Linked DNA regions of Mus musculus: region 1 is linked to region 2. A link is a loop called in an ENCODE intact Hi-C map of the cell type or tissue named here. Cell type or tissue: heart. All regions are shown on one strand. Each heading gives the region's core, and the rest is flanking DNA. Links, peaks and the distances in the headings are about the cores only. Region 1 has its middle 8.6 kb from the start of Gm32401. Region 2 overlaps Nedd9 (neural precursor cell expressed, developmentally down-regulated gene 9).

Region 1 (16,329 bases), core at 2,760-10,759, 140 kb before region 2:
AGCATCAGACAGGTGACTGAGGCTCATGTATAATCAGTCCTTAACTGCAGGGAGCAATCTAGGGGTCTGGATTTCTAGCAGGTGCTGGGTCAATAACATGGCAATGGAGACAAGCCTGCATGTCCTTGATGTCCTGGAGAATGCCATTTGCAATGACAGGAAGGCGATGTTAACTCAGACGCACCAGGTACCTTCTCCATGGGTTAGAATCTCTATGGAAGATGATTAACATCTTCCTGGTGCGGACAATGACACGCACTCATAAATGAGATTTTTTTAAAAGTTGTAGTTTCTTATATGAACAAGCAAGTGTCAATGGTTCCATATCTGTGATTTCTTAAAATAACCCCTTAAAATATACAACATGTCATAGGGGCATATTTTAGATGGCATATTTTGGTGGATTCCTACAGTCACCTTTTTGAGGTATTGTGTTCTGAACCCCAAATGTGATGAAGGCCAGAATATATTCTGGGAAAAAATGAACCTTCCTTGGAATCAGTAAGGGTCCATAAAAAGCATGGAGATAAAAACTGGATTAAAAAGGAGGGGTTCAAGTAGCAGTCGGGGGGCAGAGAGATCAGCCACACAAAGCTCCGAGAAGAGAGATCTGCCGTCAAATGAAGAGAGCACAGAGAGATGGAAAAGACAAGATTGAGCAGGAATGGGGAAACGGGGAGGCAGCGTTTAAGATGGTGTAAGCAACAGTTCTCAATCCCTTTAGGGGTTCAAACAACCCTTTCACAGGGTCATAGCATATCAGATATCCTGCATATCAGATATTTACAATATGATTCATAGCAGTAGCAAAATTCCAGTTATGAAGTAGCACCCAACTCAATTTTATGGTTGGGGATCACTACAACATGAGAAACTGCATTAAAGGGTCACAGCATTAAGGAAGCTTGAGATCCGCTGCTGTAGGCGCTCTAGGGTATCTGTGTGGTACAGCCTCTTGCTCCTGCAGCTATGATGAACAAATTAACACAAAATTACAGCAAGCACTAGAGATTGTATCAAGGGGTTGCAGGGAACAAGGAAGGCTGCTGCTGGGGTCATGTGGTAGAATATTTTGCAGTCAAATTGTATTGTAACAATGAGCCTTCCAATGATAAAAATGTACGGGATAGTCATTGCCTAAACCAGCAGCAGGTAGGTGACTTGTTATTATCAGGTACCACGTACTGCACTCAGGTTGGGTATGCCAGGCTTGGATCTGATTGGCAGTTGACTCACTCAGTCCCTCTCTGCACAGATGAAAAATGTGGTATAGGATGGCATGGTGACTGTGATCTAACCAGGAGCAAGACTTTTTCAGCTCCACCAGAATGTGATGAGACAGGATTGTATACTTAGCCCATCACTGACAAACATTATTCAGCACATGACTACTATCCAGTGGCCAACTGCCCTTGACTTGAGGCGTTTTGGTTCTGAGATCTCTCCTATCTATTCAAGGGATGCAGTCGTGGGTAGGGGTGGGTGGCACTCATCACCCATCTGGTGTCATTCCGGAAAGAGAGCACATGAACAACCTCAGGAAAAGCTCCTTGTGACATGCATGACACATTTCTCCAAAAGGACATATCCTGCTACAGATGCTGCCTTTCCTTTGCTGGTGATCTGTCCCCCCCCCCCCCCCCCCCACAAATCACCCGGATGAAATTTCTAGTGTGGAACATAGCATCGTTTTACATGGTACAAGATAGCAGCTTGGGTCTGAATCCAGTTGAGTCATATAAAAATTTTTATTTTGCCATTTCATTGTTTTGGTCTATTGATTTTAGTCTCAGCAACAATTTTCAGTGTGTATCAGCATGATCTGTGAGGCCTCATTCAAAAATGTTATCCCTGACCCATCTCTCTCTTTCTTTCTCTGTCTCTCTATCTCTGTCTCTCTGTCTCTGACTCTCTCTCATATGCTGTCTATTTATGGATAGATAAATAGACAGATGAGAACTGAGAAAAATAAAGACTTCACCCTGCCCAACCAATGCAGGTTTGAGGAAAGTACAGCTTTTGCTTTTTTTTTCATCCACTTCTCCATCACACAAAACCCATAAACCCTCAGTGAAGGGACCCACGTAAGTCCCTCCCTTCTCAAAGCCCAGGGCCTAGAGCAGCAGATCAGATCAGAAGTGCTGGTCACTTTGCTTGATGCTAGGGAGAGCCAGATCTCGTAAGGTGCTCTCTTGGGAGTTTCCCAGTGATGTGTTCTCTGCAGTTGCCTATCCCTGCTGCCCAGGGTGGCTGCTCTGCTACCACGCCATCATCCGACCGTATGGCCTGTGAAGCTCTCATAACCTTCCGACTACTTTCAATGACTCTGAATTCCCCACCCACAGCCTCATTTGCAGTGAGAGGAAACATGTAGAGGAAGCAAGACTGTGGGTAGCTCTGTGTGGCCCTGCCCTGAGAAGCAGAGTGGTGGGCCAGAGCCTTGGGTCACACCAAGGGACACGGCTTCAGCAAGCCATAGTCATGGACTGGCCAGAAGCTGTGGCTCCCTGCTGCTGCCCAGCATCACGAGAGCGGATCGGAACACACAGAGACAGGCCCAGGATCCACACTCAAAAGCCCAAGTGTGGTTTCTACTGAGTGTGCATCACTATTACCCCATAAGAGAGTTAAAAAGGCTTCATTTGGGCCTTTGTAAATTGAGGACCATCTTATATATACACAAGTATATCCAGAGTAAGGTACCTTTAGGATAGCCAAGTTGATGTATAAGATGATCTGTCTCAGATACTGTTTTGCTTTTCAGAAACTTGGTATTTTCACAGTTGTTGAGGGCCTAGTATGATTCGAGTAATGTTCTAGGTCCTGGGAATGTAGCATGAAGTTGGCAGACAAGCCCCATCCTCAAGCCAATCGTATATGGAGGCAGAATAGAAAGTCCAAGAAAAAGTAACTGAAGGATTTATGGTAAATTGCACACCTCCGAAAATACTGTGAGTTAGGCTAATGTCAATCTCATTTAAATTTTCCCTGTCAAAACAGATTAGAATATACTAAGAAAAGGAGCAAAGATTTTTTTTTTAACTTTACAGACTTTACTATCTATCAGGGGCAACAAATCTAAGGGACTTGATCATGGGAAACACATTCTAACACCTATACACAGCATGGTAACCATTATATAGCTTTCAGTGGTACTGGAACATATAACTCAGCTGTAGGGGACCAGGGCAGTGAACAAATTACATGCAATTGTATTCAAATTAAAATGGCAGAGTCATCTGTGAACACTTATTTCGTGTTCTTCACAATCTCTCTCTCTCTCTCTCTCTCTCATCATCATCATCAGCCAGTTAAGAGAACCACCTCAAAGTGACGGCTCTCAGAAGACAGAATCACTGGAGAGTGTGTGTAGGTTTCTCTGCATGGCTATTTATTTTATTACCCTCATTTCAGTGCATGTGTGTGTGTGTGTGTGTGTGTGTGTGTGTGTGTGTGTGTGTATAGAGAACGGGCATCAGAAATGGAGGCATTAGCCCATGTTCTTCAGAACTGGGAATCTATTTGCTTACAAGAGTGTGTCTGTGCTGCCCTGCTGTGAAATGACACATGTGACCATGGGCATGGAAACAGAACAAAAGAGGATCAGCCCTTCCTTAAGGAATGTAGCAGTCAGAGGCAGCAGGCCACCATCTGCTCTAGTTTAGACTGACCCCAAAGGTCCCTGTGTTAAAGGCATTCATTGTGCCACTGTGAAGGTGGAACCTGCAGGGGGTAAGGGTTATCGGAGGGAATTAGGTCACTGGATGCATGCCCCCTGAAGGGAAGTTGGGGACCCCAGGCATTCCTTTTGTCTCCTGACCATGAGGTTGGTGGTTTTCCTTGCCATATGCCCACACTATTAGATGCAGCCTTGTCATGGGCCCAAAGCAGCAGTGCGACTAAGCACGGGCAGTGCTGGTTACTTTTCTGATTGCTGTGGCAGAATACTGGACAGAAGCTTATGGTTCAAGAGAGGATGCAGGGCATTGGGGTGAAGGAGGTTTGGCATCAAATGTGTCTCTAGTTGAGGAGGCAAGGGTGTGACTGGTCACATTACATCTGTAGTGAGGAATCAGGGAGGTGAATGATGACATCAGCTGGCTTCCTCCTCTTCTCCCATTCTCTTCAGTCTTGTACCTCGGTCCACAGGGTGTGCACTTACATTCTGGCCGTGTCTTTTCTCCTTAGCTAAACTCAGAAAAGACTACCACAGGCAGACTCAAAGATATATCACAGGCAGACTCAAAGACACATCACAGGCACACACAAAGACACATCACAGGCTCATGCAAAAAATGTATCATAGGCACAAGCTAAGATATATCATAGGTGTACACAAAGATATATCACAGGCATATACTAAGATATATTACAGGCATACAAAACGATATATCACAGGCACATACTAAGATATATCAGTCACAAATGAAGATATATCATAAGCACATGCTAGATATATCACAGGTGCATCCTAAGATATGTTACAGGCACAAACAAAGATATGCCTTGTAGGTGATTCTAGTGAAGATTAGCCATCACAAGAACTGAAAACTCTGAAACCTGAGCCATAATAAACCTTTTTTTTTCTGTCCAGTTGGATGTCTGAAGCCTTTGGTTACAGCGATGGGAAGCTGAGGGGTGTTTCACCCCAAGGTTTCAGTCAGGGCTGGGAAGACCACAGGGGTGGAACTGCACACTGGCACACTTCAGAGTGGAATTTTAGTAAAGAAATCACGGTTAGGACAGACTGCTAATTATCTCCAATAAGTAACCCCTACTCTCAAGAATCTCTCCTAGTTGAGTGGCGCAGAGAACACATTTTGATGAGACAAAATCACATTGAAGACATACCTAATTATACAACTAAGTGAAAGAAGCTAGACTGAAGAAGCCCTGTAATGTGTGATTCCCAGATATGGGGCATTCTGGGAAAGGTGAAACCACCGAGAGATGAAAGCTCATTGGCTGATAATGGCTAGCGGGGAGAAGAAGGATGAGGGGACACAGAGGGCTTTAGAACAGGGCAGTGGCTTCATAGGATGCTACAGCTGTGAATGTTTGATGTTCTACACTTGAACAAACCAGAGTCCCCAACACTTGAGTATAATCCATGTACTCATTATTTGTCGATGTAGGTCAATCAGTCTAACAAATGCACAGGTATGGTGTGGGATGCTGACAGTGGGGAAGCTATGCACCAGTAGGGCAGAAACACATGGACATCTCCCTACGTTCCTTGCAGTTTTGCTCTCAGTCCCAGATTTCTATTATAAATAGCTTATATTTTTAAAGAGCTAAGCAGCCTCGTTGACATTCTCAACAGGGGCCAAGAACATACGTAATCAGGACCTAGCACTCATGCTTGGGCCCCTATTGTCCCAGCTGGTTTGGTTTGATGAGGTGCCTTGTTGTTTATTTGTTTGCACCAATGTGACACAAGCTAGAGGTATCTGAGAAGGAGAACAAAAGTTTGAGGAAATGCCCACACTAAATTCATATGTGGGCAAGCCTATGGTGCGTTCTCTTCATTGATGATTGATGTGGGAGTCTCCAACTCACTGTGGGCAGTGCTACCTCGGCCCTGGTGGTCCTAGGTGCTATAAGAAAGCAGGTTGAACAAGCCAGTGAGCGTCTGCTCCTGCCTCCAGGATCCTATCCCGTTTAAGTTCCAGCCCTGATTTTCCCAACAATGGAGTAAGATGTGGAAGTGTGAGCAGGAATGAACCCTTTTCTCTCTAACTTGCTTTTGGTCCTGGTGTTTTACAGCAGCAATAGAAACCTTAACTAAGGCATCTCTACCCAGAAAGACCCTTGGGAAAGAGCTGCAAAGCTTTATCCCTTGCTCACTTCACCTTGCCAAGGCAGCCTCCTATCACAGTGCCATTGTCACCCCATCACACACTCCTCTTGTAACCTATTTTTCCCAGCAGGAGACACAGTAAGCACCCACAGTCTGTTTCCTCTGGGCTGTCAGCAGTCCTATCCTTTTTCTCTATACATCAACATATAGGAAGTGCTGGAGTGAAGGAAGGAAGGAGCAAGTTACTGAGTGTGTGAGTGTCAGAAACTAGGTCTCTGAGACAGGGAAAAGGGCTCTCTGCTCTTAAGAACCAGTCCAAGGTAGCCTTGCTCCAATAGAACTCAGAGAGGAAAGCGTGAAGAAAGGGGGAGGGTAGAAACGGGGGGGGGGGGGGGGGGCGTGAGCGGAGCTGTGTGACCTTTAGGGGGCGCCTGTGAGAATGCAGGAAGACAGAGGTGGGGTCTGGGATCGCCCCCTTCTGCACCTCACCCTGGAGGCCAGGCAGTTGGCTGAACGTTGAGTGCACCTCTCTGTACAGTTGTGCACACTGTCGGCAGAGTTAGAATTTTCCTCGGGAGAAGCCAAGGTGGCCCTCCTCCGGTGCTGGAGAACAGCCTGATGGATAAACAAAGTTTCACCAAAGAATATCTTTGGATGGAACATTTTGCAGAGAAAATATTGCTGGCTGCTTGCTTTGACTTTCATGCAGCCTCTTACTCAAACCTGCCTAGCACCCAGGCCTGGCCTTCTCGGTTGCCCGGAGGGATCGGCTAGCAGAGAGCTCTGTCTCCTGAGCTGAGTTTCACACCTAGTACCCTGGAAGCGTTCCCCAAATACTTAGAGAGATGCTGGGCCTCTCTGTCTCGTGCTTTCTCTCTACTGGTTGTTTTTCTTTCTGAGTAGCATAGCAGGATGACTTGACCCTAGCACTCTACATCCTGGCATGGGCCTCTGTGGTGTGAAATGCAGATGCCAATGCCCATCAGTAGGGCACTAGTGAATTACACTTCTGCACTTCACTCTGGAGTAGAATCCCAAAGTGGCCCCATATGATGCTCGTTTCTTTTTAGATTTATTTATTTTATAGGTATGAGACTTTTGCCTGTGTATATGCATCTACACCATTTATGTGCCTGGTGCCTGTGGAGGTCACAAGAGGGGGTTGGATGCCCAAGAACTGGAATTATGGATGGTTGTAAGGTCCTTAAGCACCAGAACCAGACTTGGGTCCTCTGTAATAACATATCCTCGGATCCACTGAGCCATCTTTCCAGCCACACGAGGCCAGTTATTTTTAATGATCTTTTACATCTATAACTCTATGCCATAAAAGTCTAACAAAATGTAGAACCAGAAATCTTTAAAAGTGGGAAGGGATTACTATACAGGCTGATTTTATGCCACGGGCCTTGTCAATATTCTAAAATTTTCAAGTGAATTTGTCATTTTCATTACTAACAGCAGACTCGGGCATCCCTTAATATTATATTGACATGTGCGTATATTGGCACACATACTTACGTGTATCTGAGAATCTGTGATTGGAAGGAATGGAGAAGTATTAAGCTTTTGTGTTTTCTTAGTCACAATTCTATTGCTGTGAAGAGATATCACAGCCAAAGCAAACTCTTATAAAAGAAAGCATTTCATTGGAGGCTTGCTTTGGTTGTAAAGAATTAGTTGGAAATCATCATGGTGGAATTAATGGCGGTAGGGAAGGCAGGATACTGTAGAAGTAGCTGAGAGCTGCATCCTCATATGCAGGCAGGTTGTGTGTGTGTGTGTGTGTGTGTGTGTGTGTAAGAGCTGTGTGGAGGGAGGGAAGGAGACCTGACATGGACTTTTGAAACCTCAAACCCTACCCCCAGTGAAACAGTTCCTACAAGGCCATACCTACCCAGACAACCATCAACAGGGGACCAAATATTCAAATACATAAGCCTATAGGGACCATTCCTATTCAAACCCCCACCCATGTTAAGAACTGTTAAAACTTTATAGTAGGTCTCAGATCTTTATTGTTCGCTTCTCTTGTTCATTCGGTAACCAGTAATTGCCAAAATAGCACAGGAAGTGAACACATTTTCTAACCTTCATGAGAAGCAACAGCGTGCCTTCTGCCCGAGACGGCCCCTTTCTTAGCAGAATGGGAACAGTCACGAAGCAATTGGCAGCAGTGTACATTGAGATGTGATGGCTGGGGCTCAGAAGATGGACAGAACCACGAGAGCTGGAGTAACTGCTGGTGTGGTTAAGGAAGCCAGCAGCATCCCAGGTTCACATTGCACCTCTGCCACACCGCTGTCGTGCTCCCTGGAGCAAGTCGGTCTCTCGCCTGCAGAGGATGACAAGTCCACCTCACTGGGTAGTTTTAAATATGAGTTAATATACAAGCACACAAAAAGCACCTCCAACTAGATCCGAGACATGAAGATGCTGGTTTCGCATTACCTTGTGGGAGTAAGCGAAGACCTGGCAATGGAACTTAATAAAAGAAAAGGAGCTAGGTTGAGAGTGTGGCTTAGTTAGTAGAGTGCTAACCTACCATTCTCAAGACCCCCCACCCCCACCCCCTGCGAGATTCAATTGCCCAGAAGCGTATAAACCAAGCATGGTGATACGAGCCTGCAATCCTCGCACTCAGGAGGCAGAAGCAGGAGGGTCAGAAATTCAAAGTCATTCTCGGTTATATAGTAAGTTTCAGGTCAACCAGGGATACGTGAAAGAGATGCAAGTATTGTGTGTTTGTGTGTGTGGGGGGGAGGGGGAAGGGAGAGGGAGGGGAGGGGAGGGGGAGGGGGAGAGGGAGAGAGAACATTTAGTTCAACTCAGCCTCAGTAAACAAAAACAAGTGGTGTCTGAAGCTGCTGAGAGGAGGGGCTCTCAAAGCCATTTCACTCTCATATAGACCAACTTGTGGATCAGCCACTGGTCACCAAGCACATCCCGGGTCCCTGCAGTGTTCTGAGCCCTTGTGAGCCCAACACAAACATGATGACCACCAGCATCGACTTTTTCAAATGGATTCTAGTTAGAAACCTTCTGGGCTCATTGACTGTGGTGTTGGCATGCCCCCAGGTTGTAGTGTCTGCTGTGTGGTTCATGAATAAAGAGAAAGATTTGGCCTCGTAGACTTTCAACATTCACAGCTCCTTAAAAATATTGTGTCCATCAAGTGTGTCTGTTCCCTCATGTGCACGTGTATACATGCCATAACATGTGTGTGGAAGTCAGAGAATAACCTTTGGGTGTCAGTTTTCTCTTTTTACTATTTGAGGTTTGGGGCTTGAACTCAGTTCATCAGGCACCACGGTGCTAAGTGCTTTTGCCAACTGAGTCATCTGATCAACCCTCAACACGGACAACTCTTGTGTGCTAACGAAGAATGACGAGAATAAAAAGTGTTACTCAATTATGTTTATTATCTATAAATCCGACAGGTCTTCATTACTTTGTCCTTCTCAAATATAAATGTACGCTTCTGGCTCACCTCCATCCCCATCTGTCTCTCCCTCTCAAAGTGCAAACATTCACTAAGGACCAGAGGAAGGGCTTAGTGCCAGGCTGCCCATGAAGCCATTACTCTCATGGCTTCCCCTTGGCTAACGCCTTGCCTGTCTCACTCACCAAAATCCTAGGGAATTCACCCCCAAGAGTCAGCAGCTACTGCCTCTGACCTCACCTGGGAAAAGCCCTTGGAGAAGCCAAGCTGAAGATCTTCCTGAACTACTGAGAATCATGACAGAGATCCGAACCTCCCACCTCTCTGTGGGGCTCATATGCAGATGATGCCAAAAGAACTAGTAGCTACATTACAGAATTCTAGTGAGTCATTTGGTCAGTGGGTATCATACACACTTCAAAACACATTGCCATAGATGGAGCTGAGAGTCTGGCCTCCTGGGGAGAGCTAAAACTCAGACTGGATCATCGTAAGAATTTCCATGGGAAACCCTCTGAGAGAAAGCACAGCGACTTGCTAATTGTAGCTTACTCTAAATCTAAGGGCAATGTAGCACTTATGAAGAAAGATCAGAAGGTTTGAATGCCAGTCATTGGTGGGGGAATCTCTGAATATGGCAGGCCTGCCTGGTGGACTCCTTCAGTGAGGAGATCAGTCAAATTGTCTTTCTCTGAGATGCTTTCCAACAGTAAAAATTGTTAAACCATATTTGGCCTGGCTGTCTATTTCAAAAGTTCAACCTTATAATCACTTTCACAGGCGCCCCACACTGCCCCGCCTAGATTTCCAACATTTCCTTGATGCCGTGTGATTACAATGGAAAGGAATGCCATTCTTCTCCAGCCGCAGGGAAGTATTGGGCTTCCTTTGTCTCAGAAAATAGATGACTGCTTGTGTCAGAGACCTTGACCTAAATCTTAATTAATGCCCATGGCCTGTTTAGACCAGTGTGTGCAACTTAACCAGACAGTCCCAGGAGAAAGAATTAGTGATCACAGAAAGGAAAAGGTCTATATTTTCGATTGATCATTCATGGAATTTATTGCAATGCCCATTCTGCCTATAATTTAGCTTTATTAAGTTTGGCTCTTGGGGTAATACTTTCTTCTTAATGTTCAGTAGAGTGAAAACTTGGTTTCTGTTTTATTCTTAAATGTTCTGGTTAATCCTGGCTCTAATACACAGCATTAATTTAGCCAAAACATTGATTTAGCATGGCATGGTGGCTCCTGTCCAGTATTTTCAAATCTGACTTAGGAGGGCTTCTGCAAGTTCAGGTCTAGCCTGGGCTACATACTGAATTCTAGGCTATGCAAAACAAGAGTGAGACTCTGTCTCAAGACAAGAAAACAAAAATAATAGCTGCCAACATTAATATACTAATTATTGTAGTATTATTTATTATATATTATATACTAATTAATTAAATTAGCATATGTTCAGCTCATTAACCCCCATCGCTGTATTGAATTTTCACAGTGGACCTAGAGATTGTTGATTGTATTCTTCTCTTTGATGATAATGTGACCAAGGAGACTGCAGTGAGAGGCCATTTAGGTAACACTTTGGGCAGCTGATCAAATGATGTAGGTGTGACTAGAACCCAGGGCTTCTGGCTAAGGAAGAGTTCAGCCAATGACAAGGTACTACTTTTATCAGGGTCTGGGCATCATTTATATCTTCAGTGTGAAGACACTGGTTTTCTTTAGACTAACTCCCTTTTATTTTCAGTCAGGGAGGTCTTCCATGGCTGATATTCCACCTTTTCCCCCTGTATTGGCTACAAGAATTAACAGGCGTGGAAAGCTTCCCTATGTGTGAAGTATCCCTTGGAGACTGCTGGCTTTTCTTCCTAAATCCTACATCATTTGCCCCTCCCTTTTTGTCACTCGGCATGGTGAAGGTGTCTCCTCAAGTACCCATCATCCATAGATTTCCTCAAATTTACTTTATCAGAACTGGACTAGCAGCGATGGATTTGACCCCACTACTGTTAATCACTGTATCTCAAAGCTCCTGGACTTTCCATTCAAAGTCGTGATTTACAGCGTGAATGAGATCTGTTTTCTAGAAGAGAGAATTTCAAGGAGCAGACAGAGCTGAAGGCATCTGTCTTTACTCATCCCAGCTGCCTACCCCTCAGACAGCCTGGGTTATCAAAAGCCCATCTCTCACTACAGTGTCATCATTATCATCAACTCAATATGGGCCCTCACATAAAGACCTGCAACAGAACTAGTTTCCCTTTGGGGGGGAAAAAAAGCAAGGATAAGTCCTTGGGAGGCTGAGGTCATTTGGTTTTCCTCCATGGAAACAGGGTATCTCTTTATTAATCAGAAGGCTTAATCTGATTAATCAGAGGTAGGAGGGGAAATTGAGAAAAACCTGATTTCAGTAGACTGTACCTTTGTGGTAAGAAAGTGTGCCCAACTGTGAGTGGGCAATAGAAGATTTGGTCACCATAAACTGCCCCCTTTGAAATATCCAGCTTGTCACTTACTGCTCCTTACAGACCCGCTAAGCTGGGTACAGAAGTCAAGAGACAGGAAATTCAGGAATTTCTTATGTGTCAGAAAGAATCCGCCATAATAGATATCATTGCAAAATAAATAATCAGGGATTGGGAGGAGTTCCATACTATGGCTCTCCCTTTTCTTCAAAGTTGTTTTCATTTCTCAGGGGCATTCTATTGGCCAAGTGGGATATTCAGTGAGGAGGTGGAAGAGATTAGGGGTGTGCAGAATGACATAATAATAGGCCATCCGGTGCTCTGCATGTTTAAGCAAACAGACATTCTCTGATTCGCAGCCATCCTCTGAGGGAGGTAGCGTTCCTACAGCTGTAGAGTATACATAGGGGTTAAAAAAAAACCATTCTGCATGGGTCCATATACTGGTTAGGTCAAAGGCTTGTGTGTAGTATCTTAACCTCTTTGTGAGTTAGCTTTCTCACCGTTAAATAATAATAATGCTATGATTATTTAAATCACCTTATATAATAAGGCCATACACATGTGGGGAAGTACACGCTGAGGGACCACCCTGAGGTACAGTGACTGGTTGGAAAGTGCACAGGCTTCAGCATGCAGTTACACCTACAGTTAAGTCCTGCTATATCAAAAGGACACATGCCAGGATACACGAGCGAGGAGACCTGGCATCCTCTACTGGGAGTCCTGAGCTGAAGGACCATGCAGGATGCACGTGCCTCTTCCAGCAATGACTTATGTAGGATATGGAATGCTGACTACCCGAGAAGCTCATTAGAGACTCAGTGCCAGAGTATTGGTTGGGGCTGGTCATTTAGACAGTCTCTGTCTTAAACACCACAATCCCAGACTCCTGGGAGAAAAGCAGATTTTTGGTATAAAACACATTTTTTTTTGAACCCATAGCTGAGTATGTATGGAATGACAGGAGCCTTCTATGAGTCCCCAGATGTAAGCCAAGGGCCAGCCTTACAAGCAGGGCTTTCTGAAGACAGGGGTTTCAGGTCTCTCTGTGTTCATTGCCTCATTGGTTTGTTGGGAAATTAGATGAGTGTGCGCCCTTACGACACTACCTTATAGTTGAGAAACTCTGAAACCGTTTTAGTCATGACTAGTAAACACAACAGATCTATGGAGACTTTAAATTGCCACAGGGCCACACTTAACTAACTAGAACTCGAATTCTCATCTGTCTGACTAAAACCCACCCAACCATGCATCAACTTACTTCACTCTAACAAGAAAAAAAATGGCCTCCTTCTTCGAACCACCACGGAATGGAGTTGGTCGCAGACTCCCCTCTCAGGCTTTTAGTGGAAGGAGATTTTAAATATGAGTGATAGTGTTGAATGCATAGCTTTCTTGTGCTATAAGCAATATCACGTTGTGGTGCAGAGTCCTCATTGGTTAAACCTATTCAGAGTATGTCCTGGATTGATTTCTTTTTGCTCTGATAGCATCACAGCCTAAAGCAACTTGGAGGAGGAAAGGCTTACACGTCCAGGTACAATCCATCATTGAGGGATGTCTGGGAAAGAACCAAAGCAGAAAGCATGATGGGATGCTGCTTACTACTCGGCTTGCCCACTAACTCATGCTCAGCCAGCTTTCTTATACAACCCAGGACATCCTGCCCAGGCGTGGTATGATCCACATCAATCAACAGCAAGAAAATGTGCCACAGACATGTCTACAGCCTGTCTGATCCAGGCAATCTTCCAATTAAGACTCCCTCAGATGACTCTAAGCTGTGTCAAGTTGACAGCTGGAGCTAACTAGAAGAGAGTAAATCTATGGGCCACAACTTTAACGAACCAAGAAAGCATATTTTGGACTCTGTACCATCTTTCCTGCTCAGTTAGTGATGCTTTCTTGATGTCCCTTCCTTTTGAAAGTATGTATCACAGATGCCCCAAGAATTTCTATTAGTAAGATCTGGATAGTAGATCTTGCTGTGATAATCAGAAATCATTCAGCTATAAAGCATTTAGGCCTAAAAATTCCTTCTTCACTTCTTCCCCTGTGGAAGCCATCATCAATTTCACTTATTATGGAATGGCTTCTGTCTCATGTTTCTCCAGGTTTGAGGGCAGCAGAAATACCTGTCTTAGTCAGAGTCTCAAGAAAAACAGAACGGATAGAATAAATTACCTTTCCTCCCCTGCCTACATATATATATGGGACACACACACACACACACACACACACACACACAGGATTTATTAGAATGACTTACAAGCTGTGATTCGACAACAGCCATCTACCAGTGGAAGCCCAGGAATTCAGTAGCTGTTCAGTCCACGTCAGAATTCCAAAGGAGTGTGCTCTAATGTCAGTGAAGCAATGGACTTGCCAATAAGAGGGAGGGCAAGCAGGCAAAGAGAGAACTTCTTTTATATAAGCTACCATGGGAAGATGTGGCCCAGATTAAAGGTGGATCTCTCCACCTCAAAAGATTGGGATTAAAAGTGGGTTTTCCCCACTTCAGACAACTTAAGAAAAATTCTTCATAGGTGTGGCCAGATGCTTGGGTTTCTGCTAAATCCAGATAGAGTAAAATTGACATGCAAGAATAGCCACCACAGTATGCAACAGCTATCTTAAATGTATTCTAGGCTGTCCCACAGAAGTGTCCTCACTAAAACGATCACAGTCAATTGAGAGAGAACTTTTGATTAAGAGCCTAGGAAGCTAGAAAGAGGAAAAGGGCTAGAAGGAGCCTTTAGAAGGAAAGTTAAAACTTTTCTATAAGTTACTTCATTAATGGATCATTGATATCTGAACACAGAGTAGGAAAAAGCAACTTCAGATTAATAATTTAATGTTGCCATTGTTAATCGCTATGCAGCTATGTTTTTAATAAGCAGAGATTTTGTAAACCTCTTAGTCATTTTTATTTTTTAGAGTCTAGATTTATACATAGTGAATATTCAGTAAAAATCAGTTCCATCAACACACAAGCCTCAAAGCATTCATCTTTGGGTTCTGTGGTAGATGATGTCCCAAGTGAACAGGTATCTATTTCCTGGATAGCTGTAGTCAGCCCAGAACCAGATCTTGACACCTCTATAAATCACTTCCTCTGGTAAGGAAAGTGTGATGGTTTGAATGAGAATGGCTCATATATTTGAATTCTTACTCACCGGTAGAGTTGTTTGGGAAGAATTAGGAGGCGTGGCCTTGTTGGAGGAGCTGTGTCACTGGGAATGGGCTTTCAAGACTCCACCACAGGTACAGTGTCTCTCTGCTACTGTCTGTGAATGTGAAGCTCTCAGATCCTGCTCCTGTGCCATGCCTAACTGCTTCCCACCATGATGATCATGGACTTACCCTCCAAAACTGTAAATGATCCCCCAAATATATGCTTTCTCTCATTAGAGTTGCCTTGATCATGGTGTCTTTTCAGAGCAATAGGACTAAGACAAAGAGTAAGCAAAAGAATAGAGTTTTCACAAAACAATTCAAGTGGAATGGTCCCAATATATAATTAGAATGAATACATGCATTTGAACTCATGGGATACAGTGGTCAAAGGACTGGTTGTTCATATCTGGGCGCATGGGTGCTCCTGAATGATTTAAGATGTGTCAAGTCAAAGTAAGATGGATAACAAACCAGAAGCAGAGAAAAGGAGAGAAATAAGAGTTGAAAATGAGATGATGCTGGTGTAATTTCAGATTACTATAGCAGAGAGTCACAGATTTATTTTTGGAGGTCAGAAGTACATGATCCAGAGGCCACTGTGGTTGAGGTCCTGCTCCTGGGTAGCAGGGGTTACCTTCTTGTGGTTGTACTCTCGCGTCTTAAAAAATAACAAGACAGATGAGAGGTCTCTATTTTAGTCTTGCGATCAAGGCACAAATCCATTCATGAGGATTGTAGCCCCATTATGTAACACTTCTCAAAACCTCCACCTCCTAACATCAGTATGTTAATGGCTAGGTTTCAATGCATGAATTTGAGAGATTCAGTCTATTAAAGCCAGTGCAATGCAGATTATTGAGATTCATTTTTCCTAATGTGCCTCCCAAATATTCCCTGGGTATCTATGACTTTGCCTTTGCTTGGGTAGATTTTTATCTAGTATATCAGGCTTAGCATTTAGCATACATGCGTATGTACATACATACACATGTACACACACACACACACACACACACACCCATACATCCATATACACACAGAGAGAGACTGAAAGAGAGAGAGAGAGAGAGAGAGAGAGAGAGAGAGAGAGAGAGAGGGAGGGAGGGAGGGGGAGAGAGGAGAGAGAGAGAGAGAGAGAGAGAGAGAGAGAGAGAGAGAGAGAGAGAGAGAGAGAGCACTTGTGACTTCTGAATATCATTTCTTGGACTCTCCAGTCCAGTCTAAGCACCAACGGCCTGGCCTTCCATATGTTATAGCTCTTCTCCCTAAGTGGGTATGCTAGAACAATCTACTCCCAAAGTATGGGAAATGGCAGAAAGGTGCTTTGGGAGCAAAGAAAAGAGGTTCATAGATCTAGTATTGCATAGTGCAATTTATTGATCAACTTACTGAGAGAAATATGGTCATAGTGTACAGCAATGTCAGGTAGATCTC
Region 2 (16,329 bases), core at 3,902-11,901:
TGTAGAGTTACCCAGCTTGCTCACTTATCTCTCCTTGATTTGTTTCTGTGTTGGCTTTCCCTCCCCCTAGAGATAAATATCCAAGGGGCTGGGGGTTGAGAAAGAGTAGATCTTGAATAGACAACTTCTAGCCTCTCCCTGTGTTTTCTTAGATGTTCAGATAAGAGCTTCTGACTTTGGGGCCTCAGGGAATCACAGCTTTCCTATAAAGGAGAGACCACCTCCCAATCCCCCACCACCCCCACCACCTTCCAATCCCCTCCCCCAGCACACACACACTTTTGCAGCAGGAATTAACTCTTGATTGGCCTCCTCATGACTTACTGTCCTTTGGAGATAGAGCCCTATGTTCTGTCTTTTATCTTTTTTACTGGACCCTTGACCTCTCACCAGGTAAACATACAGAAGCCACACCTCTTATCTGAGACTTTCTAAATTTACTTTTATTTTCCATGTGTAATGGAAGTTCTGTCTGCACGTATATCTTTGCACTGCCTTCATACCTAGTGTCATCAGAAGCCAAAAGAGGGCATTGGATCCCCTGGAACTGGAGTTACAGATGGCTATGAGCTGCCATGTGGGAACTGGGAATCAAACCCAGGTCTTCTGGAAGAGGAACAAGGGTTCTTAACTACTGAGTGAGTTCTCTAGCCCTGGGATTGTTTCTTGATTGAGCACCAAGAAGGGAGAGATAGGTAGGAAGTCTGAAGTCAAGGACCACCCAAAAAAATTAAATAAAAGCCCACAATGGCTTGCTAAGTGTCTGGCAGTCTGTATATCTTTACTTGGATTCACGTATTTTTATTCTTGTGACAAACTCACAGTTGTACCGAGCCACAACTCTGTTCTTACCCTAGGGATGAGGAAGGTAGGATATCCAAAAGGAGAGCCCTAAGAACACACTTGGGACTGCAAACCCCAAAGGATGCATTTATTCCATAAAATGGGGTGAAGGTAAGGTTACCCTCAGAACCTTCTGATATGCTGGAATGGAGCCCAGCCCAGGCACTGATCTGAAAGCTAAGCTAGCATCCCAGAGAGGGAAGTCAACCCAGTAAACCCAAGTTCTCCTTCCAGCTCTGATACCCAGATGTGGCCCTTGAAGAAACAATGGCTTGAGCTCACCAGATCTGGGTCCTCATCTTCAAAGCAGAACTACAGGTTCACGAGCTCACAGGCTTTCTACAGGGGCTGTATAGGAGAGTGACTAACTATATGCACATCAGCTGTCTTTAGATAACATAGAGATTAAAGAACTCAATCTCACTTAGTCAAGGCTGATGTGTACCGGGGTATGAATGGATGTCAGCCTGGCCTGGGGGTGGGGGTGGAGCAGTGTGAGGTCCTTGCTCCCCAACCGCTGGGTCAAGTTCTTTCTAAATCCCATTTTCTCTGTCTGTTGTGAGAAGACCGGAGAGATGTTGTGGGCAAGGAGGCAGGAGAATTCACCAGATGTGCCCACTTTTGAATGGTTGAGGGGACTCTGGGGCTATCCTAGGAACTTCCCTTAGGCTCCTGTGCAGGCATGAGCCTGCAGCTAAACAGGCGGTGGGAAGGTCACTGGGACAGAAGACAAAACATATCTAGCAGACTCACCCGGGGATTTGTATCTGTGTCTAATCAAGCATGGCGCAACACTCCACTCAGTACCTCACGGTGTTCCAGACCCTGGAAGAGGCCCAACAGCGAACGCCTCCAGCTGATTGCGGTCGATTGAGCTGCAGTCCTTTGCCCGTCTGCTGTCTTCTCTTGCTTCTCTTTCTTTTCTTTGAAGCCTGTTTGATTGCATAGCTATCAGTCTTCTGGTCCCATAGGGTTGCCCCCAACTTGATCACTTCTGATTCTGTGTAGGGACTTCCTTTGCTACCATCCCCTGTTCTTGAATGGGCCCAGACCAGAGTCAGCTCTTCCATCTAAGCTCTGAAATCGGAATCCTACGGAGTCCCTTCCCTGAGGTCATTTGATACAAAAAGGACCAGAGTCTTGTCCTCTTTAAACCTATGACCCCTTTTTACAGTGATAGAACACTCAAAGGATGGGGAGAAACAGAGATCTAAGCATCCTGGCACATTCTTTAATGGCTCTAAAAACTAAGCAAGCATGTGGCCTGACTTTATCGTTGTATTTGTGAGTTTTTCAGCGTTAGAAGGAATCCAGTGTTTCCTAGTATACAACTGCTAAGTAAAACCTTCACCTAACACAAAAGCTCCGAATTCCCTTCTAGCTAATCTCAAACAGATCGCATCTACCAGTGATTTCAGCTTTATCCTAAGTTCCCTGGGGGACGGCTATTTGTGGCTCTAATCTCTCTTCCTAAAATTAGGTATTCATGATAAAAGATGATTGGCTAGCTGCAGAGGTATGTACCTGTAGTCCCAGCACTTAGGAGGCTGAGGCAGGAGGATTTCTTATGTCCAGCCTGCCGGGGCAGTATAGCAAGTGTGTGTGTGTGTGTGTGTGTGTGTGTGTGTATACATATATATGTTTAAAGTGTATGTCTTTAAAGTATGTATGCTTAAAGAAAAAGAAGACTTGGGAGTAGTTGACCAAGGCAAGACACAATGAAAACATATACCATGGTTTTGTTGTTGCTTCGGGGGGGGGGGGTTGCAGGAGGGGGGGGATGAGGAAGGAAAGTTAATTGGGTAGTGTGATATGAGAAGGATCTAAGAAAACTTGGAAAAATATGAGCAAAATATATAGTATGAAAGAAATTTAAAATAATTTAAAATGTAATGAAAACAAAATAAATTTTGTATTATCACTTCAAAAAACACAAAGCAGTGAGTGGAACTGGACTTCCTCCAGCCTCGCGACCAGAAGCAGACCCCTCCTCTCATACACAGCCCCTCCCCAGAAGAGTGCGCCTCACACTGCGAGGCCTGTGGTTTCAGGCAGAGTCCAGGGGCAGGAGATGATTAATGCATGTCCGTCTTAAAGAAATGAAAAGCATGAGATTGGAAGATGAAGTCCACATTTCTGGAGAGGAAAGCGGAGGCAAGAGTCCAAAGAAAAGCAGCCCCGAAGTCCACAAATATGCGATGGTGTGAAATAAAGTCCCAAGCATACTCCGGCCAAGCGGCAGTCCTTCGCTCCGCAAATGACTCCTCGCCACAGTGACATTAAGTGCATCCAGACGCTCGAGTGACACATGAGAGGGGTCACATTTAGTTTTTCCGATGCTTGCGCTGGGTTCCCTATGTTCCCCCCACTTGTCTGCACTCTGGGAAAGGGGCAGGCGTGCGGGACTGGCTGCCAGTATGCCGAGAATCTTCAGAGCCTTTGAAAGCCTTCCAGGAATGTCAGCGCAGACTGCCTGCCCACTCTCTGCTCAATGCCTACTTTAGCTGTCTGCCGAGGACTAAATGTGCCAGACAGGCCTTCATACAAAGACAGAGAGTGTTCTGAGTCCATGAAAGGAAGGCACAGCCTTTCAGATGTGAATGGCGAGATTTAAGTAGGTGACTACGTGGTGGCCTACTGGGAAAGGAAGGGCCCTCAGAGAGGTGCAAGAGAGACCCAGCCTATGAACCAATGTATTCCTGCCGAGTACCTCTCCACGGTGGGATCTGTCTAGACAGACTGCTATCACACTGTGTCCCTGCTTGATTACTGTAGCCTATCCCTATGCTTTCGCACGTAGATTCTTCCTGCATCCAAGGCCTCCTTAATCATAAAAGATATGGTAGGCTCTGCCAAGGCACAATTATGTGTATGTACTTCTAGTTACATTGCAATGATGAATAAAATTTCTGTTTGTAGTATGTGTCATTTAGAATTTTCTTTGACTCATTTGGGGGCGGGGTCTAGAATATATAGAAGCATTGTGGCGTATGAGCAGCTTTTTCTTTTCTTTTTTCTTTTTTAGTATTGAGGGCAGCTCACTGTGGCGCCTGAACAGCTTGGAACATTCTTCCCGTCCAGCTGACTTTGAAAAGTTAGAAAAATGCTTTGCCCAGTGACCCCTTCCTAACTCGTTAGCAATGCCAGCCCAGCTCCTTGGCAAAGCACCCAGCACTGGAGGGAAATCTCTTCTGTTTTGTGCTTTTTGGAGGAGTCCATCTGATGTCACTGGTGGAAGACACAGTGTGGCTGTGGCTATCTTTTGTCTGAACCCTCTAAGTTCCTTCTGACAGGCTAGTGTTCATATTTCTTCTCTATTTCCAGGAACTGTGCCTGTCCCTAAAAGTGTGGGTTGTATAAGTGCTAAAAAGACAGACCTAACACTCTAACCCTGTTCCTCTCTTCTTCCCTTCCCAGAATCTTATGGCAAGGGCCTTGTATGACAACGTCCCTGAGTGTGCTGAGGAGCTGGCCTTCCGCAAGGGAGACATCTTAACTGTCATAGAGCAGAACACAGGAGGGCTTGAGGGATGGTGGCTGTGTTCCCTCCACGGTCGCCAAGGCATTGTCCCAGGGAACCGGGTGAAGCTTCTGATTGGTCCAGTGCAAGAGACCCCCGGTCATGAGCAGCCTACTCCTGGACCTATGCATCAGACCTTTGGCCAACAGAAACTCTATCAAGTGCCAAATTCCCAGGCAGCATCTCGGGATACCATCTACCAAGTGCCACCCTCCTACCAGAATCAGGGAATTTACCAAGTACCCACTGGCCATGGCACTCCAGAACAAGATGTATATCAAGTACCACCATCAGTTCAGAGGAACATTGGCGGCACTAATGGACCCCTTCTAAGCAAAAAGGTAAGTGATGAACTAGAATGTTGTTCTTTCTTTTATGCCACTCATTGTAGTTAGAATAATAGAGGCAACCCCCCAAAAAAATACTTAGAAATTGCCCCAAAGCAAACATACTAAATGGCTTACCCCAGACATCTTTATTACATCAAATTTCCATTAATCCGTCAACAGCAATTTTTATTATGAGACAGAGTCTCACTGTGTATATCCCAGGCTGTGTTTGAACTTGAGATCCTTTTACCTCAGACTCCCGAGTGCTGGGATTACAGGCATGCGTTATCATACCAGCAACACAACTTCGTTGAATGACCATGTGCCTACATACCATTGACTAACAGCCAGTCTAAGTGGTATTTCATTCTGGATCCAGTTTGAGCATACAATCGTGTCTCTTCAGTCAGGTGATGAGTCTGCTAGACCTGGATCCTGTGTGTAAATGGTTTGTAGTCTTATCGACCTCTTCCTTGAGTAGTGTAGCCCCCGTCATTACTGTGGATCCTTCTCCCTGGGCCAAAAGCTAAGTCATGAATCAGTCATCTGGCTGGGCAAAGAATCAAAGGAAAGTAGAGGAAATTAAAAGGTTGAAAATACATCCTATCTACCAGCTTGTTCTTAGAGCTTTGGGCTTAAAGATTGATTTATTCAAAATACACAGATACTAGTAGGTTTAGAATTGATTCATTTCTTGTAGTAATGTCCAAGTAGACACAGCAGAGTTTAGATACTTAGGAAAATGCCAAGTTTAAAAAAAAAAAAGAAAGAAACATATGATGTATTCATCAGCTTTTTATCACCATTACTGAATCCTTGAGACAGCTACCTTCATAAAGAGACAATATTTATTGCTTAATCTCTCAGTTTTGATAGTCCCAGAGCCTGCCTCTGGCATTAGATCAGTTGTGGCAAAGGCCAGCTGTCATCACCTCTTTTGGTAGGCACTCTCCCGATCACCTCAGACCTGCCATTAGCAGGGGGTGTGGAATACTCAGACCATCCCCAAACCACATGGCTAGGGAGCACCACAGGACTAGGGAGCACCACAGGACTAGGGAGTACCACATGTTAGAGTCTCAACCCAGAACAATTTGAGTTGAGTAGAAATGCATTCCTTAATCGGTGAATATTGAGCATCTTTTGTAGTTTTGATACTTGTGTGATACAGTGGTAAACTAAAGACTAAATAGAGCTCTCAGAGCAGTTACGATGCAGTGAGGGAACAGTACAATACCAGGTAAGGTGTGTGTGTGTGTGTGTGTGTGTGTGTGTGTGTGTGTGCCAGGAAGAGAATCTTGACACTTACTTACAGGGCAATGGCTAAGCCAACAATGATGGGTTTTTGTGCCCATTAAAAGGGAAGGCTTTCCTCTTTCATTTGTCAGAAAGTCCCAATGGTTCCTTCAAGGCTTGCTAGTAAGAATAGACTAATTTTATACAATGAGAAAATATCTCCAGATTATCCAGATTATAAGAGTAAGGGTAAAGTTGGACACCAGAAAGAGCTTGAGACTCTATGGACACAAAATATAGATGAATTTACAAATCTATGTTGTGTCAAATAGTATTTGCTAGCATGATACTTTTTTCTAAGTACGTCTTTTTTAAAAGAGTTATCATTTTTGTTTTATGTTTATGAGTGTATTGCCTGTGTATATGTATGTGCACCGCATATATGCCTGGTACCCAAGGAAGCCAGAAGAGGGAGTTGGGTTCCCCGGAACTGGAGTTAAGGACAGTGGTAAGCCACCTGTGTGGCTTCTGTAAGAAGTCTCTTACCAATGAGCCATCTCTCCAGTCCTTGGAACCTCTATTTATTTTCCCAAGGGGCCAGGGGAAGAAAGATTTATTCTTGAATTCCTCAACAATGAATTCATTTTCTAATCATCTATTATACATATGTGTGTTTTTAACAAAAACACATCTCAAGGGCACACAATCCAAGTTCTGTCTGATAGGAGAAATTCTCTGAGAAGTGGTGAAGGGCTTTCCCACTTAAGTTCACTCCCCAGGACAGGGATCCTGGCTACAGGCCATCGACAGAGCATGTGACCTTGCAAAGCCCTTCTCGCCCCAGTGATTTCAGCTCCTGAGGGAGTGCCAAGCCTGGCCTCTGTCCCCCAGAGAGGAAAAGAACAGTTGGAAGGTGTAACTATAAATAAGTAACTCTCATTCTTAGTCTCGGTGGCTTGAGCAACTTAAAAATAGTTCTCCCTCGTCTGAGCTGGTTCGAGGCAGACAGAGGAGGCCAGTACGGGAAGTGCTTGGCTGAAAGGTAGAGGGACCTTACTCTTGTCATAGTTTATTTTGGCAGGAAGGTGACATGTTTTCCTTTGACTCAACCTTTTCAGTTCCATGTCTGGGAAGCCTGATGCTTCAGACCCCTCGTTCCCCCCTTGCTTGTGTTATAGCTGATGGCGTTCTTCCCCTTGGCTCTCTCCTGGTCTCCACTGATGTCAGGGGCTGAGGCCCTCAGGTGGCTCGGGTCCCTCCGCATACTGTTTCCTTCTGTGACTTCTGCACCTCAGAGCCTTCTGTGTTTAGCAAAGGGCAGGCCAGCCCTGAAGTAATAAGCCAACCTTTAACAAGCCCTGCCAGCCCTTATGCAGTGCAGACCAAACAAGACACTCCCATCACCTGAAGCTTGCACAGCTGGCAGGGGCTGCCTAGTACGGACTAAAGCTAGAAAGGACAGGGAAGGTGACCCTAGCCCTTCCCTGCCATGCACCAGGGTCCTCTGTAACAAACCCTGTGAGTGAGTCTTCGCGCCATTGAGAGTTCAGGTTTCCTGCTTCCAGTCCCTTCTTCCTTTTCTTTCCCTCCCTCGTTCACCGCTCTTCTTCCTTCTCCTTTGTCCACTCCTCCTCTCCCTTCCTCTCCTCATCTCTCCTTCCTTTTATCCCCTCGCTTCCCCATACCCTCCTCTCCTTCTTGTTCACCCACTTTCCTCCCTCTCCTTCCCACTTCCCTTCCTGATTTTCTCCATTTCCTCCTCTCTCTCTCTTCCCCTCTCCTCTCTCCCTCCTTTCTTTCTTGTTAAATTTTCTTTCCTGATGGAGGTGGTGGCAAGGGTCACCTCTTACATGACTGTAACCTCCCAGGCAGTAATAACTGCTTTAAGAATTTGGCCACTGGGGCTGAAGAGATGGCTCAGTGGTTAAGAGCACAGATTGCTCTTCCAGAGGTCCTGAGTTCAATTCCCAGCAGTCACATGGTGGCTCACAACTGTCTGCACCGAGATGTGATGCCCTCTTCTGAAGATAGCAACAGTGTATTCATATATAAAAATAAATTTAAAAATTTTTTTAAAAATTTAATTTGACCACCAAATCCCTTGCTGTAGTATAGTAACTCCCAGTGGACAGGAATCCTAATGACTTAAGTCAGACCCCAATCTCAGTGGCCAAGAGAACAGATGTGGGTTTTGTCAGTAGTTATTGTTTCTTATCTTAGAAGTTTTGCCGGCTTGCTAAATAACTAACTCATTTTCTCTTCTAACTTCCTGTCTGTAAACAGTGACAAACTAAGGCCTGGATGAGTGTCCCCAGTAGCTCTAGCTATGGTTTCTAAAAGCTGTCTAAGGAAAATGAGGACTCAGTGGTAACTTGTTCTGAGCTTGAAGAATTGAATGAGCTAGTCACCCAGAAAGGGAGGGACATCAAGTCAGCTGTGGGTTCCCAGGTCCACCTCACAGCCCTTCCTTTCGTGGGTCTAAGAGAGGAGGCCCAGGAGCCTACCACTCTTTGCTTAGTTCATCAGAAGTTGGCCCAGGACCATACTTAGAGAATCACTAAAGAGAGACAATGGCCGGCTTGGATGTGTTCCAGTCTGACTGTGATCGGGACTTTCCATAGTTCAGAACTCGCCCGAGTTGTTACAGTGTGGACTTCAGACATTTCATCCCATACACCACTGTGTCCCAATGAATTACTTAAAAAAAAAAATTACAGCATGAATTCTGCCTTCTGCCTTCCCTTTCTGCTCTCCTGGAAACTCCAGCTTCCACCCACCCTCCTGCACCCCGGATCCATATTAACCGACAGCCAGAATTAGCTGCCTGCAGAATGCGGATAGGGATCACACGTGCACCCTCTGTGAAGCAAGGAGACCAGGAGCCCTGTGGACAGAGCAAGGCTTCAGTTAGTCTGCCTCCTACCACAGTTTTGTGGCTCCCTGGGCTCAGCAAATTACAGGTGTCCTCTCAGACCCTGCCCCTTTGCTTGTGAAGTGGGAATAAGCCCATTTACCACAAAGGGCTGTCGGGAAAACTAAATGGACTCGGAGGCAGAAAGCTCCTGCATTGCACTTACCATCGTGGGATGATCCTCTCTCTTGCCTTTCTCCTTTCTCAAGAGTTTTGTTTGGGTTTGGGTTTTGTTTGTTTTGGACAAAGCCTCAAGTGACCCCAGCTGCCTTCAAACTCCCTAAGTAGCTGATAATGACCTTGATTTTCTGATCCTCCCGGCGCTGGGATAACAGGTGTCTTAAGCACACACGCCCAGTTTTCAAAGTTCATGCGGAGTCTATGGACCTTGTGCGTTTCTCAGTATATGCTGAGTATGTGCGTACTTCATTCTCAGCCAATGTGCTGAACCCTCTGAGTGCACAGGTCTCTTCTGGAAAGAGTGGTAAAGAATCAAGGTTATCTGGAAATCTTGCAGACGGGCACCTTTTCCTAGTTTCATTTGTCTTCACTCTGAGTCTTATATGTAGGGCTGTTTCACACATCGGGCATTGCAGGCAGAGTGCCTAGGGCCTGGGCAAAAGTTTGAAAGCTGAATCAAAACAAAAGAAAACTCCGAGCCGCAGAGTATGAAGCATAAGTGCAGGATAGAAATTAATCAACACATAGACAAATGCTTAGGAAGGAGACTCACGCGAGGCTCATCAGTTATATGTGGGATTCAAGACAGTTCCATTCCATTTGGAAAACAGTTTGTGAGTTAGAGCTTTCTCACTCTGCAGAGACTTGTAAATATGTGTTGAGATCGCCAAGAGCTCTCAGACAATTCTAAATTAAGTATGTTACTCATAGTCAAATAATTTGAAAAGCTGAATTTTTTTTAAAGTTTTCAGTCTTTAAAAAGGGAAAATTCTACTTAAAATATGAGAGTTGGATTTGAGTTGGAGAGCCCAAAAGCCTGCAAGTCAAAAGCCTACAAAGGTCTGAAACCAGACTACTTCTCTACTTCAGTGATCTCAGACTTCCAAGGGACACACCCAAGCTGCATGGGGAGCAATTTTGATTATTCTTTTCTTTTCTTAAATGTATTTATTTATTCACTTTACAACCCAATATCAGCCCTTCCTCTCCTCCCAGCTAATTATTCTTTAAAAAAAACTATTTATTTAATTTGGTTTCTTTTAAAAAAAAAACATATATTTATTTTCTCTGTGTGTGTGTGTGTGTGTGTGTGTGTGTGTGATAGCAATGTACCATGGATGTCAGAGAACAGCTCAAGCGGAGTGGCTCTCTCCTGCCAGGAGGGTCCCTGAGATTAAACTAAGGTCTTTAGGCTTGATGGCAAGCACCTTCACCCACAGAGCCAGCTTGTCAGCCTTGATGGTTGTTCTTTAGCGTTAGCTTGGACCCTAACCAACAGGATTTTATGTGCCCTGACTCCTTCTGAAGATTAATTTGGAGCTACCTTCTGACTCTAGGAAGCCAGGAGCCACGGTACCCACTTCTGCCGTAGATCAATCTTGCAGCTAAGAACCCACACACAGATCAGCATGGTGAAGGAATGAACAAAGTGGGAGCAAGGAACAAAGGGGTAATGCTCAGTTCACCTCAAACTACCAATGGTGATTCCGAGCTGCTCACTCAGCCAGTCTCCTCCTGCCCACACCTTCCCCAACAGCTCCTGATAGACAACAGAACAGAGCTTCCTACCACGAGGGTCCTGCAAGGGCACCACTTATTAACTGTCCTTAAATAGTAACTGGATACCAAAGCAAATAATGATTGATGTGAATTTCGGCTTTCCGGATCGGGGTATGACTCTGTAAAAGAGCACTTGTCTAGCACACATGAGACCCTAGATTTCATTTAAGCCAGGCACGGTGGCATGTGCGTGTAATCCCAGCTCTCAGGGAACAGAGGTACGTATTGGGAGTTGCCTGACTTCTCCCCCCCCCCCCCCGCCCCAGTATAGACTGCAAAACTGGTAAACTCTTTCATTGTCTCCTAGAGGGAAAACATATACTTGGTATAGTGGTTCTCAGAGCAGCCTCTGTGGGTTCTATGAGACCTACAATCCCTTCCCTCCTATATTGTGTTTTCAAACCATCCGTCTCTTAAAACTCATCTCCAGTCTAAAGCTTTCTCTTGGCAACCCAGTATTCTCTTCCCATTTTCTGGTCCCATCGTATGTGCATACCTCACTGATGCCATGGAGCTCATGGGTCCATTGGAAATGGGATAAGCTGCTGTCATGGCCTTGGCTGGGGTGCGCACCGTTTGGTGGTGGCTACTTAGAATACTTAAGTATTGTTGAGCTCGGCCAAGCCCTGTGGCATCATCTCTAAGGTGGGCAATTCCAAAACAGGGCATAGACAAATGCTGGCAGGAAGTGACTCAAAGGCTTTTAGGCAGGTCTTCCAGGCTGGTTCCTGAAAGGTAGCAGAAGATCCTGAAACTTATGCTGCCTCTGCCTTCTTAGACACTGAATCATCACAGCGCACATGTACATGCACATACACACAGACACCCATGGCTGCTGCCATGGGAACCAGAGACTTCCCTTGTTGGCATGTGAAGCCTTTTGAAATCAGTTGACCATAACAACCTCAGATACCAGCCACCTAACTGCTATAGATATTAAGCAATATTATTTTTGTCTACTAACAAGGAAAAAAATAGATTTAGAGGAAATTAGAGTTGCCGGAAATGACAAACTCTGACTTTTCACCTCCCTTTTCTTTGTTCCCTGTTGTCTGTGTGTCTCTTTGTTTTTCTCTGCCTTTCTGTTCTCTATGCTCTCCCCATCTCTATCTCCCATATATACAACTTAAAAAGTTAATTCCAGGGCAGAGGACACCCCCCCCCCAGTTTTTTCTTATGTAAACTCAATGAAGTACAATTACGTCCCAAAATTGTAGATTTCTATATGAAAATAAACCTAATAAATATATCTAACTGTCTAGTTTGTAAAACTGTCCAAAGAACTGAGATGTCACCTAAATGTCCCCCCTGAAAAGTCAAGGTACATTTTATATCTTCCACAGCCTTGGAGGTCCCCAAGCAGTGAAGGGAGGGACTTGCTAAGCTTACCCTGACCTGAAAGGCACTGTTCCCAGACAGTCACCCACGCCAAGGGAATGAGCAAACCCTCACACCTCCTTAACTGAACAAAGGTCCTCTTTGTTTGGTCAACACCAACGTCTTCAGATTTCAGCCACAGTCTGTCATAAAGCTCATAGATAATGCATATTTCTGAGGGGGCGTTTGTAACTTGTCACTCACCCTTACCAAGGCAACAGAGGTTAGTTAGCCTTCCCCTCCCACTGATTGCAAAGTAAGTGACTGCTTATCACAGTGAGTGAGAGGCAGCCTGCCACAGGACACCCCACTGCATGGATAATACTTTCTGAAGGAGGGAGGGCAGGAACACTGCTTGTCTTATTTAATGATAAAACTTGTTGGATCATCTTATGTGAATCCGTCTCAAAGACACAAGAGAAAGGGAGAAGACCAACTCGCCAGAGTGCATTCTACAAAATTCGGGGCTGGAAAATGTCAGAGGCCAAAAACACTCTGTTCTAAGTAGCAGTACCTTAGTCATTGTGTCAGGGTTACAGCCAGCAGGCATGCCCGACCTTTGATGTTGTGAAACGTCAGTGCCATCTACAAGTGTCTTGGGCCACACTCGTGGCTATCCTGGGATACACTCAGCTCGCAGATTGCAGTTTGCACATGGCTGGTACTAGAGGTGTCCCCATCTGTGTGAGAAGTCCAGGTGGTTCACACGTAAGACAGTGGATTCCTCTGCAGTCTCTGTTAACTTCTGGAGAGATCTCTTCAAAAGAACCTCTGAGTCTGAAACAGGGTGGTGATGTTGCTCCATCTTATTCTGCAGTGATGCTTCAAATCTGAAGCATAGAAATGACCTTAAAATGCCTCTGAGCCTCTGCTCCATTTTGAGGGCATTATAATGACTGTGTCACCTGACCCTCCTGGCAGAAAGCGACGTGCATACTATAGCTTTCCTTCCCCTCACAAAGGAAAGGAGGACTGAGGCCTGAGATTAATCTACCAGAGTGAACTCACTGCCTCTCACAAGAGACAGGCCTGCTATTGAGCTCATATCTGTCTGACTCCAACGCTAATGGCTTCTACATCCCAGCTCATAGGTGCCATTGCCAGCCCTAACCTAAGAGGGCACATTGACTTTGTTAGCAATCCCAGCTCACCACAATCCTGGGTGCTAAGGAGCATGGTGTTAGCCAGGAAGAATTCATGTTGCTGCGGAAGGCTCCCCCATCTCACATCCACATAGTACCCAAAGAGCTGAGAGAGCCTAGCCACAGATATTCCAGCCACTCGGAAATACTTCCAAAGCACTCATCTGGGAGATGCCAGACCTGTGGTACTGCAGGCAATATGGCCATGTGGACTTCTTCTTAAATGATATTGCTGTTCTAAAAGTTCATGTAATCTCCAAGACTAGACTAGAAAGAAAGGGACCCACCAAAGCACAAGATACCTAATTTGCAAGCTACATCTATTGTATATGGAAGTTGCTTTCTTTGAGAGTATTTCCTTCTAAATGTCTAAAAAGAACTGCATGGCACGTGTCACTGATTCAGGAAATAGGCCTCTGAAAGAAGAATTGTAAGTGCCAACTGTAGCTCCCACTCGCTCCTCTGATGACGTACCTTCCCATACTCCAGCTCCCTCGACTGTGAAATGGCCACTGAAACTGGATTCCCTCTAATGGTCTTTGCCAACATTTTACGATCCAGATATCCTTATCAGATTCTTTCCCACAATAGCTTGAAAGATTTCATTAAATGACCTACCTTCAACCCTCGTCTTAAAAACTCCAACTTGACCCCTAAACATGGACAGTTTGTCCCCTACCCTTCTTTAGAGCCCAGCTTGCCTTTGCCATCCACAGCCGCTGTGTACAAGAAGAACATCTAGAAGCTGGCAAGGGCAGATGAAGGCACAGATATTGTTCCCAAGAGAAGTCCTAGGAAATTCTTCATTTGGAGAATTCCCCTCTGTGCTCTATCATCAAGACAGGCAAGCTCTTCTGCCTTGCCATTTTTCTACCATCTTTCCCTGTAAAAAGCCTCATGGTCTAGGCAGAGAGATGGGCCTGGTGCCTCGAGGCATGGCAGCCACCCTCAGAACTGGCACCAATGTTTGCCATTCGTGCCATTTGCCCCATCAGCCATTATATTCGTCCTCCCACTGAGCTGTGAGAGATCACCTACTCAAAGAGAAGCAATACCCACAGGCATTCGGGTCCCAGACTACTTCTCTGTCACCTCCCATCCACAGCTCAGCAGGGCAGTCTTAGGCGTCTTTCTAAATCTAGAGTAGATGCAATGGGCATGGTCCCATTGAATTTATTCAGATACTAAAAGAGCCCAGAGGCCTGTTCCTTTATGGTTTCATTCAAAGGAACATTTCAGTCAACTGAAAGAGATATTTAAAAGAAAAATGGCTTTCAATACCTAATTGTCACAGCCTGCATTCAGCTTTGTCCCATGAAAGACCTTGGTCACTTGGGGAACCCAGATGTCATTTCCCACCAAGGTTTGATGTTCTGTGCGTCTTGCTGCTCTTTGGTGCTTGGTCAGTCCATAGCTAAATATTGCTTTAGTGCTCACTATACAAAGAGCTTCCTGATAGCAGCAGGGGAGACATGTTAGGGGCTTAACAATTGGGGTACTGTTTCCATTGAGTGGTTTGCCACACAAAGCTGTGTCATATGAATGTGACCCAAGGGAGCAGTTTCACTCCTGAACCTTCCCTTTGCCTTTGCCTCAAGTGGAGGGAGAGATGGGCTGTGATCTGGACAGCTTGCAAAAAAAAGTTTAGCTCCAGCATAAAAATCAACTATCAAATGTCCTTGAAGGAAAGTAAGTCGTGTCCCCAAAATAGAGTGAAAAAATGTCTCCATTGAATGCAAGAGAAGCATCAGGATGGGTTGAGCCTAGAGATAGCTTGGAAGGGAGTTTTTTTTTAAAGCCAGACTGAGTTTTCATTATATTGTTGCTATGCAAGTAAACAAGTGAGCTCACTGCTGCACCCAAGCTGGACAGAGAGAGAATTTATAGAGAATTAATAAATCCAGGGTAGACAATGTGTAGCTTTTCCTCTTCTCATAGAAGTGCAAGACATGATCTTGGATTTCAAATAGGCAGCCCACTGTAGCTCTCAGTTGCTGAAAACTGAGTCCCCGTCCTAGTGGGCTGGCAATGGTAGTGGTGATATTTCTATTCCTAGGGTTTTCTTGTAAAAAGGGAAGAGGGTAAATTGCTCATTTAAGACAAAGGGTTATTATGAAACCCAGTGAAGGCAGTGGTGTCTCTGCTAGAGCTTTTTCGTTTTTATTATTTCATTTGAATGAAATGGTTTCTATCTAATAAGCAGTTTTAGAAATCAAAACAGTCTTGTTAATGTAGGAAACCCAAAGAAAGGTAGTATAAATAAATCAAGGGAGGGGGGGGTGGTTAGAGGGGCAGGGAGCAGTCTAACTGTATTTCCCACCAGAGCCAAAGCAAAGCAATAGACGCTCGTCATGTGACACGCTTGCTCATTAGACCATCTCAGGCCTTGTTAAGGGCAAGGCTGTCTGTGGGTCTGTTGCTGTAGTGACATGTCCTAACCTCTCGTTAGCGCCTGTTGTGCTCTCTGAGCCGAGTATTTCCTGAGTTGCCTAGTTCTGGTGAAAGCCTTAGGGTAGGACAGCAAAACAGCAAAGCCTGGTTATTCACCTTCCTGCTCTGTTGCATCGTGGTCAGGAGTTTAGGCAATATCTAATCTCTCTCTCTCTCTCTCTCTCTCTCTCTCTCTCTCTCTCTCTGTGTGTGTGTGTGTGTGTGTGTGTGTGTGTGTGTGTGTGTGTGTGTGAGTATGCACACGTACATTTGTGGTATGTATATGAACATCAAAGTACACCTTGCAGGAGCCGATTCTCTCCTAGCATCTGGGTCCCAGGGATTGAACTTAAGTTGTCAGGTTTAGCAGCAAGCCCCTTTACTTACTGAGCCATCTGACCTGCCCACATCTGAATGGCAGAGGCAAATGGTTACACAATGTGTGCCATTTCTGAAGCTGTTTTGCAGTGATTCTGGAAGAAAATGATGGGATACAAAATTATCTGCAAAATCAAAAGTCATGGCAATCACTATCATGATTTTGTGGGTGCTATGATACTCATAGAAGAAAAGGCTTCTGGGTGGAATTCTTTATTTTTTTATTTTTTTTTTAGTTTTTCTTAAAATTGTATTTTGTGATTTTTGTAAAGATTTTTGACAGTGCTAAGAACAGAACACAGAGCCTTGCGTAAGCTAGACACATACCCTACCACTGAGCTACATCCCCAACTCTAGCTTTTTGTTGTATACCAGAAAAGGATAATATATAGATGGTAAATAGGTAGATGATAGACCCGAAAA

Evidence for each region. A loop is a pair of places that touch in the nucleus more often than their neighbours do. Peaks named below come from ENCODE experiments on the same cell type or tissue, not always from the same donor. Only the 100,000 strongest peaks of a DNase experiment are listed, where the experiment ranks them.
Region 1: it touches region 2 in a loop (2.2-fold over the local background); 2 of 42 quality-filtered maps call a loop at or near these places.

Annotation. Positions count from the first base shown.
Region 1 is chr13:41,470,165-41,486,493 of GRCm38, reverse strand. It overlaps a transcript of Nedd9 not described here. Among named protein-coding and RNA genes, the nearest start is that of Gm32401, 8.6 kb to the left of the region's middle. In heart, for the core only: a CTCF peak has its summit at 6,269; a DNase peak (open chromatin) is centred at 10,053; H3K27me3 peaks cover 1,738 bases.
Region 2 is chr13:41,326,952-41,343,280 of GRCm38, reverse strand. Nedd9 (neural precursor cell expressed, developmentally down-regulated gene 9) reads left to right here. Exons shown (of 7, transcript NM_017464.5): 2 at 4,261-4,704. Among named protein-coding and RNA genes, the nearest start is that of Nedd9, 24 kb to the left of the region's middle. In heart, for the core only: a CTCF peak has its summit at 7,882; DNase peaks (open chromatin) are centred at 5,690, 6,790 and 8,470; H3K4me3 peaks cover 271 bases; H3K27ac peaks cover 3,433 bases.